Regions from separate parts of the Mus musculus genome. Here region 2 is linked to region 1. The links are chromatin loops, found by intact Hi-C in ENCODE. Cell type or tissue: heart. All regions are shown on one strand. Links, peaks and the distances in the headings refer to the core of each region. The heading gives the core; the rest is flanking DNA.

Region 1 (2,904 bases), core at 187-2,686:
CTGTGAGCTGAGGATGAGTATTCTTGAGTTGAACTGGGGCCTCCCCCAGCCCCCCTGTGTTCCCCTATCCATGCAAATGCTGGTGGCAACAGTTCTGACAAACTAAGGGAGACTTAGAGGCCAGGCTCACTTCTGGCCGTGTGGATGTTTGCCCAGACTCAAAGCCTGCCCCTCAAATGACCTCTTACTTTATAGACTGCCTCGAGCAGTGGTACACAATACTTACTGTATTTGGTTGTTAAGGGAGCACTTTAGCCTCTACCCTAGATGGCCCTAACCTCAGGGCACACTGGTCAGAGGCCAAGCAGCTTTAGGACAATTGGGCCAGTGGTGGCTTAGATAAGCACAGCAGAGCTATGGGACATCTAACTCACATTAAGGAATCAAGGAAGGCTTCCTGAAGGAGGTGACACCTGAGCACAGCCTTGTAGGACATGTGGGTCAAGAGGACTCTCCCAGTCTGTGTCCAGATCACTCTTCCTATTGGCTGTGGAGGAGGCCTAATGTAAGCAAAAGCCAGGAGCCTTAGGCCTGCTCACAGGTAGTGGAGGACCACGGTTCATCTTCCTGCTCCATACTAAGGGGAATGCTAACTTTCTTTAAACAACACTTTGAAGAAACAGACAGAGCCCTTCCTGCCTCTCACTAGGCAGAGCATACCTCCACACAGGCACCCATGGGAAGCGTTTTGCATCCTTTGGAGCCAGCCTCAGTTTGCTGGAAGACAAGGATAATTGACCTTAAAAAAATACAGCAGGTCCCCACTCTGCCAACCCACCCACCCTGTCCTTCTGCCCCAATCCTTAGTCAACGGCTGTGGTCTCAGAAGATTCCATCATGTTGGGAGGTGAGTCAGAGCCTCCTGTCTCCATGGAAACCCCCTTCTATAGCACCAGGACCACAGACAACGCCTAAGACGTTGCCAAATTCCCACCCCAATCTGTGTTGTTTTCTCTGAACTAAACCTATACATGGTTCCTTCCTGCTGGCTCTACTTCTGACACTGTGGGTGTGCTGGGACGGGGCCTGGCTTCCTCCAGTGTTTTATGTCTGTCTCCCTGTGCATGTGCCCTCCTGCCCAGAGCTGGCATGGTCTTACCTACTGCCCTGTAACAGGCACTTCCTAGGCATCTGGTGGCCACCAAGACATGCTGGAATTGGTCATGAGAACCACCCAGCAGCAACCTCTTCGCAGCCTTTGTGTGACAAAGTCATGCCTTCAGGAGATGACAACACGGGGCAGGAAAATGGTAAACAGGCGTGAGATCAATACTCAGTGGTAATAATAAGGGGTGAAATCGCACAGCTGTTCAGGTTTTAGGTTTTTTGTTTGTTGTTGGTTAGTTTGTTAGTTTGTGTGCATGCCCCAGGCAGCCTCAGATGCTACTTGGTACAATAGCCGCTGCGTGTCCCATTAAGAGGCTCAGAGACAGTCTTCACCTTGGAGGACAGTTCTGGCCACGAGGCCATAAGACACAGGAAGTAAAGTGGGTCCTGAGCCAAGCCTGGAGGAGAGCCTTGGGACCGTAGGTAAGAGCGCCCTCTGGTGACCAAGAAGGAACTGTAGCTTCACAGGTGGGAGAAAAGGCTCTGAAGGTAGCTTACAGCTTCAAGGCTTCAAGGGAACTAAACGCTAGAGGACCTTCCTGGAAGAGGGAAGCTGAAACAAGAAGACTGCTTCCCTGAGCACTCACCTACAGTCTGTCGTTTCGCTTTCCTTAAGACCCTGGGACCCCATTCAGTCTTGTGTGGGTATTGAGGGTGGGGGTTGCAACCAGCCTACAGCTGGGGCAGCAATTGGTCCCTAAGCCTACCAAGTCTATATCTAGGCCTGATCTCAGGGCAGTCATGGAGACAGGGTAGTCTAATTCCCTCAGAGAACAAATAAGGCTCAGAGAGGACCTTGCCTGAGTAAGTGGCAGAATAGACTTCCGTCTCCAAGGTAGTTCTGGATTTGCGGCTATGCATTCTACGGGCACCTCTAGCTCAGGGCTCCCTGGATGCCTTGGTTAATCCTGGCTCCGTCCTAACTGGTCGCATTGTCTTGGGCAAGTTGGTTAACATTGTTGCGCTCAGTTCCTCATCGCAAAATGAAAGTCCTAGGCGAATCTTTCTAGAGTTTCCATGAGGATCAAAGTTGCCTTTCTGTCAAGGTACTACTGTTACTTCTAAATCTCATATGCCACGCCCGCTCACCCCCATCCCTCATCCTGGGGCCGCGCAGGCTTCGGGCAGTGTGGACCTGCTCTCTGCTATCAAGGAGGAGCTTTCTGAAGCTGGTGTAAAGTTGCCAGACCAGACCGCATTATCACGACCCCCCCCACCCCCCCACAATAGAGGAAGGATACGGCAGAGGCTGTGGGCAAAGCTGGGAGGAGGTGCCTTGGGTTTCCTAGGACACTATCATCCATCACAGGCTGTTCCTGGTATGCCACCAGGGGGTGCTATAGGACTTACAGTTGGAATAGAGAGAGTCTTGCTGTTTAAAGTGACAGATGGGGGGAAATGTGGGAACAGCCTAAGATAGGGGAGCGACATGGAGGTAAGGTTGGAGCTGTGGGTACCAATAGATCGCTGTTTGTTCTCTATAAGCCTCTCTGGGGAGAATTGCATGCTGTCCCCATGGGTCCTGTTTCCAGTCTGGAGAAAGATGTCTCCTTTCTCAGTTCCTGCCCGTTTGCCTTCTGTAGTCCTCTGTCTGAGCAGTTCCTCATTCTGGGGTCTTCTGGAGGTTGGAGCTTGGTTCTGAGTGTCTACCAGAAGGGACTGAATACCAGATAGAGGACAGGCTCTGAGACAGCCTGGCTCCATCTCCTTTTCTTGATCTCTGCCACCCCCGACCCCCATCCCTTTACTTAGTTCTCCAAAGTCTCCTCTGAAATCCCTCCTTTCTGCTTCCTTCCC
Region 2 (2,904 bases), core at 150-2,649, 130 kb after region 1:
TGAGTCAGGATTGGGGCTGGTCTTCCAACTCTGTAAGAGCAGGGTGGAGACCCCAATTCCTAGGTTAACAGTCTACTGGCAGACCAAGATTTTCCTCAGGAACTTAAGGCTAGGTTCTATCAAAGGGCTGGAAAGAGACAAAACACTGAGACATGCTTTGGAGCCAGGCCAGCTAGGAGGAAGGAGCCCGTAAGGCAGGGAAGGGTGGGTTTCTTGGCTGCCCAGGCACGAAGCCTCACCCTATGTTCTGTGGCATGAACCAGCCCTGTCAGGTTCCCCAGTTCTCTCTCTCTCTCTCTCTCTCTCTCTCTCTGTGTGTGTGTGTGTGTGTGTGTGTGTGTGTGTATGCATGCATGTGTGTCTGGGTGTATCTATGACTGCAGGCATGTGTGTATGGTAGGCATGCTCTATGCACACCCCTGACTCTACTGATGTGCTTGTAGTAAAATCCCTGTGCTAGGTGTTGCCTTTCCTAATGCACCCCAAGTGGCTTGTCCCCACTGCCACAGGCAGGCTGAGCATGCCTGCTTCAGACTGTACCAATGCTGCACTTCGCACCAGCCTTTGGAATTCATGACAGATAATACGTGGAGATCAGAGGGTAGAGAGGGGTAATTCCAGACTCCAAGAGTCTGCTCGGGAAGCTTAGCCTCTGCTGGGACGATTCCTGGGGACCAGTCACTTTCCAGGTGGCTTAGCTCAGGAACTGCCCTTGACACCACCCTAAAAAGCCAAGTTCCACTCTGGCCCTGAATTTTGCTCTCTGCTTCTTTATTTTGTTTTGTTGTTGTTGTTGTTGTTGTTTTGTTTTGTTTTTCGAGACAGGGTTTCTCTGTATATCCCTGGCTGTCCTGGAACCAGGCTGGTCTCAAACTCAGACATCCTCCTGCCTCTGCCTTCCAAGTGCTGGGATTACCACCACTCAGCTTTTTTTTTTTTTTGGTTTTGTTTTGTTTTTTTCCCTGCTCCTTTAAGGGAGAAGAGGGGGTGCGTGCAACTCAAGGACACAAGACTGCCCCCACCCCATCTCCTGGTTTAAACCCCTCTCAGGTTTTGGGCCCAAACATTAATGAGATAGAAAAAGGAATTGGCCCAAAGGTCAGACCACTGGGTGGACCGGGCACCTTTCAGAAAGAATGAGCCTTGAGGGTGTTTGACTTTGACAGGAGTGTGAGGGGAAACTGGGGTCCCTGACACACTATTGCCCTTGGGGAAAGGACAGAAGGTCCATGCAGAGGTCTCAGAAAATGTTCCTCCTTCTGACTCTGACGTCTCCAGTAAGAGAGGAAGTTATTTGAAGGTGCAGAGAGCAAGGACTTAGGACCTGAGCAGCCATGGCCAGAGATGAGAGTCGAAGCCTCCTGGTGGCCAGATGTGGAACTGCAGGGTGCCCCTCCTGAGAGACAGGCGGGTAAAGAAGCTCATGCCCTGAGCCCTGCAGACCAGATGAGAACGCATAAGCACCTTGACCTCCTGGCCCACAGCAGTTAGGTACATGTGAAAGCAACAGATGGTCCATGTTTGTGGAGGCTGGGGAGATCAGGTGGGGTGTGACTCCTAACGGGACACCGCTCTAACAGCTAGATCTTAGGGTAGGACTCAGTGGTCCTCAGATCAGGGCTTTGGGTGATGAGAGTGTGTGAAATCATTGTGACTTGGAAGGAAGATTCATTCGGGGCACATTAGTAAGCAGCCACCAAAGCCTTAGCCTTCTATTGTGATCTTAAACTCCTCTGGCTAGAGGCTGAAGCCCCCAGATTGCTTTCCACAGACCCCTTGTGGTCATCACTTTCTTCTGAGTGCTAACAACAGGGCTACAGAAACCATTGGAAACCTGGATCTTTTTTTTTTTTTAATGGAGAACTTGTGAATACTGCAGGTAGCAACAGAGATGGAGGGAAGCAACACGGGGCTGCTGAGAGGCAGTTCTCTCTGCCTCCCTCCTCAGCCTAGGGCCCCTTGGGGTGACTGGATAACCCCAGCATGCCCAGCGGGTACCATAAGCCCACACTGCTGGGATGAGGTCCCAGGCACTGGCATCTCTCTTCCCCTTTGTGCGCCATTTCATCCTGGCTCCAAAGGTGTGTGCATAGGCTGGAGGGAGGGAGCGCATATTAGGGATGTTCCAGGCACGAGCAGAAAGATAGGTGAGTGGGGCTGGAAAGGGACCAAAGCATGACACAGAGTGTCATACAGCAAGCCAACCTGTCAGGACAAAAGAGGAGATGCCATCAGATAGATCCCAGTGATGCGTGCTGTTTAGGTAACCCTGATTAACACACAGCACACACAGCCCCCATAGTCCCTGGGGCTTCTCCCTTGTACCACCCATGGGACTTAGCTGCTCTGTCCAGATCCCAAGCTGCCTCCCTCTCTAGCTCCTTCCCTCCAACCTGTCCTGGCCATCTTCCAGACCGGTTCCCTCCCATAGCTGACCTTTGCACCCTCAGCCCTTCCCCTTCATGTGTGAACCCTCACCTATCACTAGCTAACATCTGCTCTGTGAAGAAGTTGGCTCTGTGTGGCCTGTAGACCTGGCTATTACACCTCCCCTCCTAGGGCCCACAGCAGGGCTTTTATGGCCCAATTCCACTGCTTCAGCAGTTCCTGCAGCTATTTCTCTGGAGTGGGGGGGGGGGTTTGAACATCTCTTAACTGCTGTTTCTCTGGGAGTAGTGACTGGGGGAGCTTCTTTGAGGGTATGGAAGCCAAGTATGGCACCAAGTGACAAGTGAAAGAAAAGACTGAGTTAGAAAAGCGTTAGAGCTGGAGGGACCTTGTGCATCACCTAACCCTGTACTCTCAGACTCTTGCCTGTCTCAGGGTCCTCTAGGGTCCCCCCAGTTTCCAGTTCAGTCATTTGCAACCAGGAACACATAGATGCTGCCAGTTCCAGGACCACTG

What was found. Hi-C counts contacts between places; a loop is a spot of excess contacts. Peaks named below come from ENCODE experiments on the same cell type or tissue, not always from the same donor. Only the 100,000 strongest peaks of a DNase experiment are listed, where the experiment ranks them.
Region 2: it touches region 1 in a loop (6-fold over the local background); 3 of 42 quality-filtered maps call a loop at or near these places.

What each region holds. Positions count from the first base shown.
Region 1 is chr1:135,944,515-135,947,418 of GRCm38, reverse strand. No RefSeq gene overlaps it. Among named protein-coding and RNA genes, the nearest start is that of Pkp1, 27 kb to the right of the region's middle. In heart, for the core only: CTCF peaks have their summits at 1,546 (motif pointing left) and 2,440 (motif pointing right); DNase peaks (open chromatin) are centred at 1,448 and 2,428; H3K27me3 peaks cover 697 bases.
Region 2 is chr1:135,809,914-135,812,817 of GRCm38, reverse strand. Tnni1 (troponin I, skeletal, slow 1) reads right to left here. Exons shown (of 10, transcript NM_021467.5): 10 at 1,829-2,205. Among named protein-coding and RNA genes, the nearest start is that of Lad1, 7.2 kb to the left of the region's middle. In heart, for the core only: a CTCF peak has its summit at 1,375 (motif pointing left); a DNase peak (open chromatin) is centred at 1,377; H3K27ac peaks cover 1,192 bases.